2 separate regions of the Mus musculus genome follow, and region 1 is linked to region 2. Evidence: chromatin loops called from intact Hi-C (ENCODE). Cell type or tissue: left cerebral cortex. All regions are shown on one strand.

The links. Peaks named below come from ENCODE experiments on the same cell type or tissue, not always from the same donor. Only the 100,000 strongest peaks of a DNase experiment are listed, where the experiment ranks them.
Region 1: it touches region 2 in a loop (4-fold over the local background); 4 of 42 quality-filtered maps call a loop at or near these places.

The regions. Positions count from the first base shown.
Region 1 is chr2:114,008,121-114,016,120 of GRCm38, forward strand. Gjd2 (gap junction protein, delta 2) reads right to left here and starts at 5,499. Exons shown (of 2, transcript NM_010290.2): 1 at 4,944-5,499; 2 at 1,481-3,803. The coding sequence starts at 5,014. The coding sequence ends at 2,909. It overlaps A530058N18Rik (RIKEN cDNA A530058N18 gene), which reads left to right and starts at 5,445. Exons shown (of 5, transcript NR_028423.1): 1 at 5,445-5,777. In left cerebral cortex, no CTCF peak of the experiment used is centred here; DNase peaks (open chromatin) are centred at 401, 4,806, 4,974, 5,331 and 4 more places; H3K4me3 peaks cover 2,016 bases; H3K27ac peaks cover 642 bases.
Region 2 is chr2:114,089,458-114,097,457 of GRCm38, forward strand. No RefSeq gene overlaps it. Among named protein-coding and RNA genes, the nearest start is that of n-TDgtc2, 9.9 kb to the right of the region's middle. In left cerebral cortex, no CTCF peak of the experiment used is centred here; DNase peaks (open chromatin) are centred at 2,280, 4,364, 5,572 and 6,085.

The DNA.
Region 1 (8,000 bases), 81 kb before region 2:
CAAAAGGACTTGAAGCTTACCAAAAAGCTCAGAAATGTAAAATGTATCAGTAGCATCCTCTCACAAAACAGAGATTAAGGTCATATCCATCACACAGCTATGTGAACCATTAACCCATCCATGGAAATGTCTGCATTTGATAGAAAGCAGGACATTCTGAGGGGTGACACTATATATGGAGAGGATGCTTTCTTCTCTGTGACTAACATGTGGGTTAATGATCTTGTCCCTTGCAGGTGTTTAGAAACATCAAACAACTGCAATAGATGAGCTCACTGATGAGGGATACATTTCTACCAGGAAACACTCCTGTTCTAATCCCACATCAAGGCATAAATACAACAGACCTTGTTTTCCACACAGATTCCCATTTCTTTCACACCCAAGCATATGCTAAGAGAGCTCAAGCGACACTCTTCCTTCAGCTCTGGGAGGTGTCTTAAAACATTTTTAGCTTACCAAACACAAGGCAGAGGAGAATCTGTTTCTTTACTCAAGGATAACCATCTTCAACCGCTTATTTATGCTGCAGATGGAAACCTATAGATTGAAATAGACACATTTTCATTCTAAAATTGGCATTTACATGGTCATAGTTAAAAGGTGTGACCATTGTTTTGGAAAAACAAACACCTTGGAAAGTCTACACCATTTCCTGCCATTCCAACCAAGAGCTCATTAAGATTATAACATGTATAAAGTTAAAGAACAGAGAAAGAACATTGGTCTACAGAAATAGGATCACATATAGGAAAGATAAGGAATGATAAAATGATATGGCTAGAAAGGCCTCATGAAGTGTAAGGAGAAGATCCATTCCCACTTAAAGATGCAACAAAAATGGCTGATGAGAAAGTCTAGGACTGTGTGATACTTTAGCAGGTAAACCATTACAGCTACGTAAGTCAATTAAAGTTAAGTCAGATCAGAGCTTCTGTTCTTCAGTTGCATTAGCCACATTTTAAGATCTCAGTAGCCACATGTAGCTAATTGTTCCCAGGTTAGACAGCATGGACAGGAGAAATTATCATCACTAGAAAAATTCTACTGGACAGCGTTAGTGTAGAGAATGCCCTTTGATATCTGTTAGACACCAGGTTGAACAACATGCCTGCCAACTGTGACAACCTATGGTGAGAAAGAGAGAGAAAAAACCCACTCCTAAACAGAGTTACAGTGGCCCAGTATTATTGACATTTGTATCACCCCCAAAATACTTACACAGGCAGGGGGGCATTAAGCTAAAGTAAGAAAGAAGTTAGGGAATGCCACTTGAACACCTCACCATTCACTTTTAAACATTTGTAAAAGTCGCCAGCTTCTCTCCATCTGCCCACAGCTAATTGGACTTTGTTATTCATCTTCAGATATGTGCCACCTATTGTTCACACCCTGGACCAAATATCTGTCCAGTATAACATTTTGAACATTCATTTAAACAAACAGAACTCCACTCAAAGTAGAAAAATGCAGACTCTTCCCAGTTTACAAAAAAAGGCAAGAACTTTATTTTAAACAAATCCAAATATAACATACCACATCCATATCTAAATCAAAAACAAACCCATAAGAAGAAGGATTCAAATGAAATAGAGGGCTTCCATAAAAACATATTATCTCAATGCTACTCTTGCCTAGTGCTTCAGCTAAATGCACAGTGGGCAGGAAAGGAGGAATATGGCACTTAAATGAATAAGAGCAACGAGAGGAAAATTGTCTCAGTCCAAACAACAGGTTTATGAACCTTTGGTATATGTCTCAAATAAATATCCATAAACATATCTTAACCAATAATATTTACTTCCAGGTTTGTTAAGCCAGTAATTGTGTGCATGTGTGTGTATTGCAAAAAATAATTGATGACACAATAAGTTGGGATTGACACGGGCTGATTAAGGTCTCTGGTGTGAGCACACAGGTAAGTTCAAACCATGGCAAAATGATGTGCAGCTGCGTAGCACAAGATTAGGTAAGAAATTATAGTAAGATCTACCAGTTAGAAATTCTGTGGCTTGAGTAGATACCCTCCATTTCAACAACAACAACAATAACAACAAAACAAAACAAAAACCCACATATTTTTAATTCTATCCACAGTCCATAATCTAGAAGGCAGAAATATCCCAAAGCTCATAAACACATGCTCAACGGTGAGTGAAATGACCATCTCATAAGTGGTGTTGAAATTCCCCCCTCCCATTCCCCACCCCTAATAAACAGCACCAGTGCAATTTGAGTTTTAAAAAATTGGAAATATTGAGACATTCCTAAGGTTTGTGTTTTGTTTAATGACTAAGAGCCAGTCATATGGGGCTCTACTGCAAACCTCTGCCCTGGCTAGTCTCCAAAAAGCACCCCACGTAATTCCCTCTAGCTTGCAGATAAACTGTGTTAGGGCTAATGTAAGGCCAGATCAAGGAAAAAGAAAAGCTGGCATGCTATCCTGGGTTTGGGAAAGGGGCATGCTGAAGGGGGAGAAATATCCTCCAGGATTTTTTTTTCTGCAGCCCAGGATAAGGGTATGTGCTGAGATGGGTCACAAATTTTATATCAATGAGTGTTTGACTCATGCCATTCACCAGAATACAGAGCTCAGCAGAGCTAATTCTTGCTTGGCAGCTATGCCAGTTCACTATGATCAGGAGCAGGAAGGGCCATTAAAAGAAGAAGGCCCAAGAATGTCCAGCTTAGCCATCTTGTCACTCTACCCAATGGTTTCTGTAGAACTGATGATGTAACACGTGATGACAGTTCTACCTCTCCTCTTTGTTGATGAAGACCTCTTAATATCTGTATCCTAGACCTTCACAGCGAGCATCACCCGAATGAGGGCAAACCTGTAAACCCCGAGTCATTATCTGCCTTGGGGCTACTTGCCACCTAGCAGGCCTTCCCCAAACCTGCCCTTTCACACATAGGCAGAGTCACTGGACTGAGTCCTGCCGAAATTGGGAACACTGACTCGAGGCAGATCTTTGTTACGTATCTCATAGACTGACTTCCTCTTGGCCTGGGCTCCCCGGACAGCCAGTTTGATCTTCCGCCATCCCAGATGGTTAAGTTCAGCCAGATTGAGCACCACACAAATGCCGCTCACAGCAAACATGAACACCAGAAAGACTGTCTTCTCGGTAGGTCTAGACACATAACATTCTACCTCCTTGATGCAGGGGTAACGGTTGCACTCATACAACCCTGGAACACTGAAGCCATATAGAAAGTACTGGCCCACCAGAAACCCAATCTCCAGAGCATTTCGAAACACCACTTGGATGATGTAGAAGCGGGAGATACCTTCCTGTCTTCGGAGCTTGGACCTTGCTGCTGTGCGCAGCCCAGATGGATGTGGAGTCAGCTCTTTAACCTCTAAGCAATCTGGTTCTGTCTCCTTACTGGTGGTCTCTGTGTTCTGCAGCACCCCATTGACAATGGCATTTTGCAACTTCTTATCTTCTCGTTTGCTCCCTCCGCTGCCCCCACCCCCAGTTCCTCCAGGTCCCCCTATAGACTCAGCAGGGTCTCTGTCCAGGGCTAGGAAGACAGTAGAGTACCGGCGTTCTCGCTGCTTGGCGGATTGGTGCACAGAATAGGTGATAAAACAGAGACTGGGGGTGCACACCATTATGATCTGGAAGACCCAGTAACGTATATGGGAGATGGGAAAGGCGCGGTCATAGCAGGCCTGGTTACAGCCGGGCTGTAGGGTGTTGCACACAAACATGGTCTGCTCATCATCGTACACCGTCTCCCCTACAATGGCCACAATGAGTATCCGGAAGATCACCACCACAGTCAACAGGATCCTGAACAGAGGAAGAGGAGGGGGGAGAAAGGTTCTCATAGGCTAAGTCATTGATAGGAAATCCCTGTTTCTTCCCTTTCTGTTTCAGCGCTTACCAGTCCTTGAACAGGGGAGCTGTCCACCCTTGAGTGGTACTGAACTGAGAGTCTGGAAGGCAATTTTATATCTTCCTTTTCTGCTTGGTGCTGGCAAGCTTGGACTATTTCATATTACAAGGATCTCACATCTGCACAATTTCATACACTGTTCATGGCCCCTTTGTAGCATATATTTCCTTTTGATATGTGTGTGTGTGTGTGTATATATCTATATATATATACACACACACATATACATATATATGTCCAGCTCAATGTAAAGAATGTCTAGAGACTCTAAACGCACCTTTACTCTGGCAAATGCATGCAGAATCCTTAACAGAGGATCTGTGTTTGAAGATCTACACCTGCGGTGAGTATTAATCTTTATGGGTGTATATCCTAGTCTCTACATGTAGAACTTAATCCTCTATAGAAACGGTGATGAGTACAAAATTCACATGTCTACAAACAAATAGGTAGCTGCAGGTAGCTATAAATATGAATAAATATCTACATACTACATATGTATATAAATATATACTTAAAGATATATTATTCACAAGAAGAAGCCAGCTATGTGTGTGGCTCTCTGGCACTAAGTTTTAACAGAGAACATGGTCTAGCTTAATAAATATCTGTTAAAGAATGGTGCATCTGCTGTGATGAGCAAATCCATCTCCCCACTTGCCCTTCTCTGTCCAAATGCAATTCTGCCTTCCTTGTAGATTCTATTTAGGGAACCAGATGGAGATTGGCGCTGACTCCGGAGAGTGGGGGGTACCAGGACTGAGTCCACAAGTCCTTTTCTGATGAGGGAAGTGTGAACCCCCTCCCCCCTGTGGTGCTTTATAGAGAAAGTATGGGGGAGCTGATCAGGAGTAACGAGGAGGGGGGCGTCACTGGGCGTCGGGTAATCCCTTAATGCAGGCAACACTGGCACTTGGACAGAGGTTGGGGAGGAGGTAGAGGACTGGCTGGGGATATGGGGGTCGTTAGAGACAGGAGAAGGTATTCCCAAGGGCCGCCCGACGGGCCGCTGACGGCTGGCTTGGTGCCCTTACCTCCCAATCATAGTGGAGTGCTGCTGCACCGCGGCTTCCAGCAGCCTCTCCAAGATGGTCCATTCCCCCATCGCTGTGCATCCGGAGGCAGCAGACAAAGACTGGGCAGTACCGGGCACGTTCTTGGTCCTGGCCCCTCCCCGGGCCTCACCTCCTGACAGGGAGCGAATTGCCCCCAATTAAAGAAGCAAACAAAAATTGTTTTTTAAAAAAATCCACGAGGCCCTCCCCCTTTATTGCACTTAAAAGAGGGGAGTGGGGGAAGCAATCTATGTGCGTCCCAACCAATGGAGCTGCTGGCGCGGTGCGGAAGAGCTGGACAGCACCTCGGTGCCGTCCGGGGGTCAGATGGACTCCCGCAGTCTCCCGGCGAGGGGCGGGGCTGGGTGGCAGCGTGCAGGTGGCCGAGCTCCTGCCCGCGGGAGACCGGTGCCTGCGCCGCGGTCCCCGCGATCTTGCGGTCTGAGGGAGGGTCCGCGCACGGACCCCGGCGCCTGTCACTGGAGCGGGCACCTGGCGCTCCCGCGCTGCGGCGCGCAGAGCTAGCTGCGGGGCTGGGGAATCCGCGGCCACCGCCTCTAATCCGCCCTTAAGTAGTCTCCGCCTGCGTCACGCCAGGTCGGCGGAGGGGAGCAGAGCGCGGCGTGCCGCTGTCGCCGAGCGTCGGAGCCCGAGGGGCCGCGGCCGCGCGCCGCGGGGGGAGGAGACGGTCTGGAGTCCCCCCGCTGCGCCGGAGATGGGGAGACGGAGAACTGCAGCGCCCCTTGGGGCTTCTGAGGCGCCCAGGTAACCTCACCTGGCCGCCAGTCTCCCGCAGGAGGAACAGACACATTGGTGAGTGATGAGGGACCCGAATAGATGGCTTAACTTGCCCCCGTCTGTCCCTTACCTTTAGCTTTGGGCCTTCTGAGACACCACTAAAATTCCTTTTCTAGATGGTGGTGCCAGTTGGGGGAAGGGAGTTTTTTAGCCCTTACCGGGAGAGGACAGCCGCCTGCGAGAGTGCTGCAGAGGGTCCCGACTTTCGCGTGTGGATCAGGTGCTGAGGTGCGGAATACCTAATGAGACTCCCTGCTGGCTGACGCCTAAATGCAGGTGTGAAGGTGTTCTGAGCAGGAAGGTCTGGGTACAAAGTATTTACCCACCAAACAGGTGCCTAGCAGCGAGCCAGGGGCCCTAATGCGTGCTCATTTCTCCCAGCACGGATAAGGAGGCCGTGATTTCATTTGTACATAACTGATGGGAGCAGAGGACGCTAGTCAGGTCAGCATGGTCCAGCCTGGATTTAAGAAGACCCAGTATTTATCTAGCAGAAACAGCAGCTCACAATCTCACCCCACCCCCACTCTCCTTATTCAGCATTTGCCTCCCCCTCCCACTCCCCAGCTCAAAGAACAGATTCTAGAATCGGTCTTAAAATTTACATTTTGATGTCAGTTCCATCTACTGCATCTACTTAATTGGTCCCAGGAAAATTGAGACGATCACACCAGGCTGCTAATTAACGTAGGGTCAATTTTAGGAGGCACCAAAGTTGGGAGTGTGTCATATAAATGTACCAAAAGCACAATGAGTAAGGTGTTGTCATCCTTTCAAGAACATGACTGTGAAAGTGTTGCTAGCTGGTCTTAGGAATATAATGCAGCCTTAATTACCCACAGGGAGCATACACATAAGCTACACCAGGATGTGCTTTTGATTCTAGAACGACTGAGTTGGTTGGGTATCTATCTCTCGTGGCCCTGAGGAAGGGCCAGGAAGAAAGGTGCAGAGTAGGGTCCAGGGTCCCTACACATACTCTTCTGCATGCATAATGCTTACAGACAGAACACAAGCTTGAGCCGCATAACACGCCTGTCCCAAGATTGTCTCTTGGGGTTGTCACTGCTAGCTCAAGGAAGCAGCTCTCCACTGACAGTAGTAAAGGAATCCGCTAAAAATAATGGAGACATGTGTATCATAGAAAGGCAGTGTCATGGTTACAGTGCGGGTGGTTTCACTCTCTGGGCAGAAAAAAAAAGGTACAAGAATGGAGACAGAAAGAGATCTCTCCAGTTGGTTGACAGATGGGACGGTGATTCCCTTATCTCTAGCATGATGCACACTCCCAGGCTTCCTCCTCACTCCCCGGAGTCCCTATATTTGTTCCAGCTATGGCAGACATTTTTGGAGTAAAGAATCATAGCGAGACAATGGATGACAGAGTACCAAGAACAATCTATTTAATTACCTTTAAATGTCCCCTAATAAGTTGTACAACTCAAAATCGCTTTCCATGCCTAGGGCTTTAAAGTGAGTCTGATGCAAAGTTCAATCACTGGCCTGTGACTGACTTCTTATTCATCAATTTATATTTGAAAATAGGTGTCCATACAAATGGAAGACACACCAGTATCACTAGTGTATAAATACCTCGAAACGCTTCTACATAGAACCTAGAATGTAAGACATCTATGGGCTAAATAGCTTGTTTTTTAAGGTTATGAAAACTTATTCTTAGCACCATTTTTTAAAGCAACAATTTTTATTTTACTTATTAAAAATGTAATTGTCAGTTGCCCTGCAACAAATAGAAAAAAGCACAACCCCAGTTTCTGTGTGAAACTGTATGAAAATACATTCAGGAAATTAAAATTATAGACTTTGAGAAACTTCCATGGGACAAAATATAACCTTAAAATATTCATCAATTTCAATTTTATTACCTAACATTTCAAACCTCTGTATGTCAAAGGTCAAAGGCCTGTCAAGAGAAATGTGAAAGGTATAGAAATGAAATCTATAGAAAAAAAAAAAAACACAAATGGTATTCCAAAAGTTGAGGCTACAAAATCCAGAAAAGATCCAACTTTTAACTATTTTTATTTTCAGAAATCATTCATGAGTTGTCTAACACATTTGTGTTTCACTTACTCTTTTGAATTCAATCTACTCCATTTTCAATGAGTAATTTGCCTTGATTGTTCTGCATTAAATATGAAGAGGATCTATGCACAGCTGGGCCTCTCTGACCTTCCTTGGGGCACTATTTCATCTGCCTAGCTTCTGACCGGCTCA
Region 2 (8,000 bases):
GAATAAAGTTGGCTATTGCATGAGATGCTATTAATATGTCTTATTTTTAGGCCCCACTCCCTCAGGTTTATGCCACTAACTAGAGTGGTAAACAGTTAGGGTGAAGAGTACGGCAGCCTTCAGGTAGACACTGGAGCAGTAGCTGAAAGGTACATCCTGATCCATACACAGAGAGTAAAATGCTTGGGTTGGTGTGGGCTTTTGAAATCTTAAACCCCACCTCCAGTAACATAGTTCTTTGGATAAAGACCACACCTACTCCTTCTAATTCAGCGGTTCTCAACCTTCCTAATGCTACAACTCTTTAATATAGTTCCTCATGTTGTGGTGACCTCACATGAAGTGAAAGGGTCATTCAGTTCCTCCCCAAAGGGTCACTACCCACAGGTTGAGAAATGCAGCTCTAATCTTAAATAACGCTCTACTCCTATGTCACATGTCCCAGAACTAGTGCCACCACCACCTCATTCGTAGACCTTGGTGTGTAGGACACTGCCTCCCCCTCCCTGACACCATGTTCTGTCTGGTTTTGCTCTGACATGATGCCACTTGACATTTTGCATTGCCTACTGGGACCAACTCTTGGCACTTTTCCTGGTCCTCAGTGATGCCTGCAGTCTGTCCCTGTACCTAGGAACAATCAGCTCATTCAGCCTTGTTTGAGGCCTAGGGCATTGTCCATGTGTTGAGCAACACAGTTCCAGAGTGGAAATGGACTTTAGTCTCTAGGTTGTGGGTCCTTGGCTAAGAAAACAAGCATGAATAGCTTCTACTGAACCATCAAACTTTAGCGTTCTCATGGAAATATCACTGCTGAATTTTTAAAATAAAATGAATCTTTCATGGGAAATTGTCTACAAAAGAATTAGAGCTTTCCTGAAAGGCTAAAAAGAAAAGAAAAAAAAAAGGAAAGAAACGATGGGTTGTCTAACTGCATGTAACACAAGTTATATGCAGCTGTTAGAATTATCTATCGTTAAATTCAAATTTGCTCTCACAGTCCCGCCAGCCACAATTTCAGTTGCATGTGTGGACATGAGGCAGCATACACAGAATTCCATCTTTGCCAGGTTTTCCTGTGTACAAGTGCTGGACAATGGAAGTCACTGAGCATGTATAGAGAAGAAAGATACAGGCAGATATGGGACTGGCTCCCATGGTAATGTAGAGGGGAATACCAGAGAGGAAAACATGCTAAGTCAACTGAGCTTGCGGACTGAGGAAGAGGTCACAAGTTTGATAAAGAACTCAGAACATTCAGAGGAGAACTGGACTATAGGATACTGTCAGAAAAAAAAAAAAGATACCCCTCAGTTTATATATGTGTCCAGTTTTCTGGCCTCCTCTCCAGCTTCTATCTCCTATATTCCTTTGAATGTCCTGGGCCAAGTCTTGAATCAGGACCTACACTGCTGCCCACTCATAGTATACTCCTTTTCCCTGCTTGCTCACTGGGGCCTTCCCTTGACAGCATAAGTGATGAGGAGATGGGGAAGAGTGGCTACCCTCAAAGCTAGTGTTGAGGGCATGCTTGTACTGGTTAGCTCTAGTCAACTTGACATAAACTAGCTAGGCCTGGGAAGAAGGAATCTCAGTTGAGCAATTGCTTCTAGTCAGACTGAGCTGTGGACATGTCTGTTAGGATAGTTTCTGGATTGCTAATGGACGGAGGAGGGCCCAGGACACAGTGAGCATCGCCACTTCCAGGCAGGTGGGCCCGAGCTATGTAAGACAGATGGCTGAATGTGTAAGCCTGCGAGTAGAATTCCTCTGTGGTCTCATTTAGTTCCTGCCCCCAGGTTCCTGCCTAGGCTTCCCTTCATGGTGGACCTATATACCAACCATACCCTTTCCTCTCCAAGTTACCTTTGGTCAGGATTTTATCACACCAATAGAGAAACAAACCAAGACAATGCCATAGGTGGACTCTCTAGTGCTTATGTTTTTACATGATCTGTTATGAATTGGTGATACTGCCATATTGCACCAGCCCCCAATAAGCAATAGACGTAGGAGATGACTAAAGCAATTTTTGAAGTACATTCAGTAAGGAAGGGGTGACCAGAAAAATTCTTTGTGACTAGGTTTAACTTACTCAGAAAATTAAGTAGACCAAACGTCGCATCCTTTCACCCTCTGGTTGGTTAGGAATCGTAATGCTACTGTATAATGTGAAAATTTTCAAACAGAACTAAACCGAGGTCTATAAATACACATGATTAAGGCTTCAAATATAGCAGCGCTTTCTTTTCACTGGGCTATTTCTGTGTGGTGATTGCCTGGTTTGATATGCAATTTCAGAATACAAGTGGTTTTTCTCCATAACTAATGGGCAAGTTGGCAGGGTGCTGCACGCCCGGGCCCTCTCTGAGAAGAAGTCTGTTAAACTGTGCTAAGTGTTCTCCTGAATTATATAAGCAGAGTAGACAAGAGATGCCTGTGCGACCACACATCCTATTAGGATGAAATAGTGTCTGCTTGGTTTGTTTCTCATTCTAGAAGGAGACTGGCCTTTCTGGTCATAAATCACACAATGGTCAGCCACAAGCCTGAGCCCAGGGCCTGTTGTATTCTAAATTAAATAGACCGTAGTGGAAATTAAGAATAAATGCCAACAGAGATTTCTCTGATTCTAGATTCACAAGCACTTTAAAATAAGGTTTAAATAAGAATGATGTGCATTCATTTATAATTACAGTGATTAAAATATAGAAGGCGTGGCTTCAATGGAATCATTGACTCTCATGAGCAAAGATGGTCCAAAGAGTCAGATGATCATCCATCCCATCCCACACAGAGAGGACTGATGACCATGTGGCAAGAGAAGGGGGTCCATCCCGTGCAACATTTGAATACAATGCCAGGCACCTATGTTTCTATAGACTGAAAAAAATAGAATGAACAGAATAAAAATACTGACAGGCCACCCAGGTACTAGAAATGCCAAAGAATGTGAAGAAAATAGATGACAAGATACAAGTGTCACCCAAGCATTAGAGTTTGCTAAAAAAACAAAAACAAAAAACAAAAACAAAAAACCCAAAGAACATCAATAAAAAAGCCAGAATGGGAATTATGGAGAATGAGTTATGTCATCACATAGAACAGAGCCAAAGGTGGGCAGCAATGTGTGTAAGACAGGTGTGTGAAGCATTGAGCAGCCAATAAAAACAGACCACATCTATAAGAAGCCAGGAAGAGGAGGTGCCAACTTTTCCAAGGAGAAACAGAGAAGGGATAAAAAATTGAAATGATGTTTTTCAGCACTCAAAGTATAACAACCAAGCCTATAGAATTCTAGATGCAGTGAAAACACTTTTCAACATCAAAGGTGAAAGGAAGACATCTCCAGAAATACAAAAACAGACAGTGTCAGGAGTATACGTGAGCCACAGGAAATAATGAAGGGATTTAATTCCTCATAGAGAAAATTGTTTCAGTCAGGTGCACAGAGTGTAGGAAGAAAAGAAGAGCAAGGAGTGTGGCAAATGCGTGGTTGGGAAATGAAAATTAACTCAGAAAGCAATAACAATAGTTACATTTTTAATTAAAACATGGACATTTTTGTAGAGATAACATTTATATGGATAGTAAGGGGGGGCGGGCCAATGCAGTCAGTTTTATAAGGACTTAGCATTATCTGGGAAGTGGAATGGGTAAGTCAAGAATGCCTCTAGTAGTCTTTGGGATAACTAGAAGAATATGTTAGCAGTGAGGCACGGAAAGGGGGAAATTAAAAAAGTACTTTATATATGCAAGGGGAACAAGGAAAGAGGAAAACCAGGGAACATTGAAATATTGAAAACACCTAAATATAGTAAAGTATTTACAGTTAAGTGACCTAATCTATTTGAAATATAAACACTGTCTGATGACACGGGCTGCTTTCAGAAGAAAACGCTTAAATATAAGGATACAGAATTATCCAAGGGAGTGTGAAAAGCTATGCCAGGGAGCACGTGAGCGAAGGAAAACTGGGAGAATTAAGTCAGCACTCAGTAAAGCACTGGAGGGAGACAAGAAACCTTGCAAGAGTTAAGTCCCCTTCCTGATTATAAACGCCACTCTAGTTGGAAAGGAATTGTGATTAGAAATCTGTACATATACATAATACATCCTTAAAACAAGGAGAGCAAAAAATGACAGAATTACAAAGAGAAACAGATGCTCTCATGACCACAGAGGACCTCTGAACGCGTTGCTTGCGCTTCCGCTTCCCCACGGTGGTGTGTGTGTGTGTGTATGAGCATGTGCATGTGTGTGTGTAACAGACAGCTGCTCTCCACCCAGGCATTTCTCACGAGGGCTGCATTTGTAGCAGGAAACCTAGAGGGATGAGGATATGCCTCCCTCGGGGACAGAGAGCAGACAGACTTGGTGCTGTGCTGTAAGAGCGGAGGGATTCCCATGTTTCTCACGATCCACTGTCCTCATTCCTGTAGGTCTAGGGAGTGAGAAGAACTGACTCAAACACTGATGCTCATGCTGCTCTGCTGTGAATGACACAGCACACTTTGCTGGTCACTTGGGAATCTTCTGCCTTCTGCCGGAAATGCAGTATTTATTAGCTGAAGAAGGGTATGCTGCTCATAATCCAAGCCCCAACAAAAGGACATGGGGAGGGTATCAAGACAGCAGGGGAAAGGCAAATATGGTGTAAGTGTATTACTATATGACAAGAAACATTTAAAATAAAGGCAGAATACAAAGTAGCAGAAGAAGCCTATCTATTCATTAGGAAGAGACGATACTTTTATAGTTCTATGATTCCAACAATAGCTACAGAATGCTCAACACAAATATATAATCATACTGGGATTTAAAATGTACACACTTTTTTGGGGACAGGGAAATGGCTCAGTTAGTAAAGTACTTTTCTGATGGAGCTTGCTGGGAATGGTGTGGGCTTTTGAAATCCCAAAGCTAACTACCACTAACATACCTCCTCCAACAGGGCCATAACCCTAAGACTTTCCAAACAGTTCCACGCGCTGTGTAGCCAAGCATTCAAATATGAGCCTATGAGGGTCATTCTCACTCAAACCACACCTCTACAGGCACACATGTGAACATCCTCTCATGAACATGTGTAAGCACAAACATACAAACGTGCATATCTTAAAAAGGGTTATTCATAAACCTCAATTGCTGGGAGTGACACATAGGAGTTTTATGTGTTGCATTTTTCTTGTATCTACAGTGACATATGAAAATCATATTGAAATGTAAAGAACAGTGTCTAGAACTTTCTTCAGAATTCTTTAGTGTGTGTGTGTGTGTGTGTGTGTGTGTGTGTTGTGTGTGTGTGTGTGTGTGTGTGTGTGACTGTATGAGTTCATGAGCATCATTTGCATGCCGGTGACCCTGGAGGCCAGAAGAGGGCATCAGATGCCCTGGAGCTGGAGTTCTAGGAAGTTGTGAGCTGCCATGTGATCTGCAAGAGCAGGAAGCATTCCTAACTGCTGAGCCATCTGTGTAGCCCCTGAATTCTTTTTAAGCAAGTTCATTGTGGCCATCTATTTTCATCACTCAAAGTCAGTATTTGGTCCTTTTCCTATGGGAAATGATCCAAAAAACCACAGAGAAACTAGAAGATGAAAACACAGATGCCATTTTCAGCAACACCAGAAAAGAGCTAACATCTGTAGACTCCAAAAGAAGCAAGAAGAGTTGTCAGAAGCTGGGATGTAGCACAGGGTTTCAGGAGCACAAGAGAAGCTTGGAGATGAGGTTGAGACATGGAGACAAGAGGAGTAGGCTCAAGGCATCAGATGTCAGAAGAGCCAGAAAACACATGCCTGCTGCAAACGTGGGCTACCCTATTCAGTGCTTGGACCAGACAGGTCTCCTACACTCCTTTTGATTCTAATCAGTAGCGAGGCTGAAAACTAAATGGAGCTACACATGCGTAAGTCATTCGTCCAGGAAATTGTGGCTACAGAGGTCTTTATCTAGTGTCTTCTACGGTTGCCTTCCAGGAACTATCTAGGAAGAGCCAATCTCCTCCAAAGTTGAGTGATTCAAAAAGGAAGAAGTTGAGTGGGAGACAGATTGGCAGCAGCAGCTTCAGAACTTATTTTTGTAGCTGAGAAAGATCATCTTGCTGAGAATTGTTTTAGAAAGCTCTTGGGAGCTTTAAGGCACACTGACATACTTTTCAGCCAGCACACACAGGCGTTGGGTTTGAGACTGAATGCTGACTGTCGGCTGAACCAGTAAACCTACAAGGGTAGATGAAACCATAGATCTCAGTGAGTGCTAAGGGCCTCCTTACTAGAACTCACATTCAGTTTGTTTTGTAACCTGCTCTGCCACTGCTTAAACAGACCATGACTTCTACATAATTAATTAGCATGTTGGAAGCACCGAGGAAGGCTTAGTAGGGTTTCTGCCCATTATGTGCGGCTCATGTCTGTTTCAAACCAAAACAAACACTAATTTGGCACTCACCTATTAGTATAAACACTATTTAATCAGACCATCTTTTCTACAGGTGCTTTATTTCCTTCTGGTCTTTGTAACCCAGGCTCCTCTGGGATGCTAACCCTGACAGCAAAGCTTTAGTCCTGTCGACTTACGTGCAAAGCTTGAGTGCTGCCTCTTCTACTTGGAATTGTCTCAAGCAAGCGCATCTATACTGGGGTATTTGCCTAGATCTCAAGTTAATTGTGCTGCCCTAAAAGCAAATCACTCAAGGCCTTGGGCTTCTTATTTACAAACCACTGGGGTTGCTTCTGCCATTGTTGCCTGACACACACAGGCAGCTCCAAAGAGAAACCTCTATCATCTTAGCTTAGATTGCAAGACAAAGGAAGTATGGTGTAAAGTCAGTCGGAGAAGTGAATCATGAGAGGAGTTATCAACCACAAGACTTCAGCATGTCATGCTATGTGTTAAAAATCCTTATGGAAGGAAATTATATGAATCTCCATCAATTTTCTTTGGGCTAAACCCTACTAGTTGAATAATTAATTCTTACATTTTTGAAATTTAAACTTTTTAAGGAAAAAGGAACGAAGTTGGTAACACGAGCTTTTACTGTATGGTAGGAATTAGGAGGAAAGGGGTGGTGTGAAAATTTGGAGCTCCAAATTAAAATGTAAACAGACGCCATGGCACATAGGCTAAATTTTCATTACAACTGCACATTCAGGATGCTGCTAGTAATGCCATATGACACTCAATGATATTGGATTATAACATTTTACACAAACCATTTCACCTCAGACTTCCTCACTGAAAAATATATTTGGGTTTTATTATCTAATGGGAGAGTATGAGCTCATACTGATATAGAGATAACGGTTCCCAAGCCATAGATTGAGGAAGTAGCTATATAAGGTAGCTTATTAAAGAAACAAAAGCAGAACTCCTCTGCTCTAATCTCAAGCTTGAGAAATGCTAGGCTTGAAGAAGTTAAATATGATTCTTTATAGCAGGTCTTCTCTGAACCTATAATTAGCTACTAATGCATTGTGATTCTGTAAAGGGGGAATAATTAATTTTGATGCCCGAGTGAGTTTGACCATGGAACACGCTGTTCATAGTATTATTTAAGGGTAGCATTTTCTGAGAAATAGTGGGATCAGATATCACTGTATATATTGGGCATGGAAATAAATAAGGCAAACAGCAGAGAGCCGAGTAAAGTTGACACACCAGCAGCCTTCACCATGGTGTGATCTGAGGCTCGTTCTGGAAGACTGAGCTAAGGGTTTCTTCTGAGGAAGGAAAACTAGAGCATCCAAAGCTCCTAGATCCACTTAATTAAAACCCTTCTGGGATGCTAACGAGCACCAGTGGATGAAAAGTCTCACATGTCTTCATTTCCATCCTCAGCTTCAGCACAGCTCCAGTTCCATTCTCCTTAAACATCTATTAACATGATTGCTTCATAATTACCAAGGCTAACCACCAAACACTTTGCCAGGAAGCATGGCACTGTTATCTTTAAGTGCTCTTCTGGCTTGTGCAAAATGGTCAGTATTAGTAATTTTTTA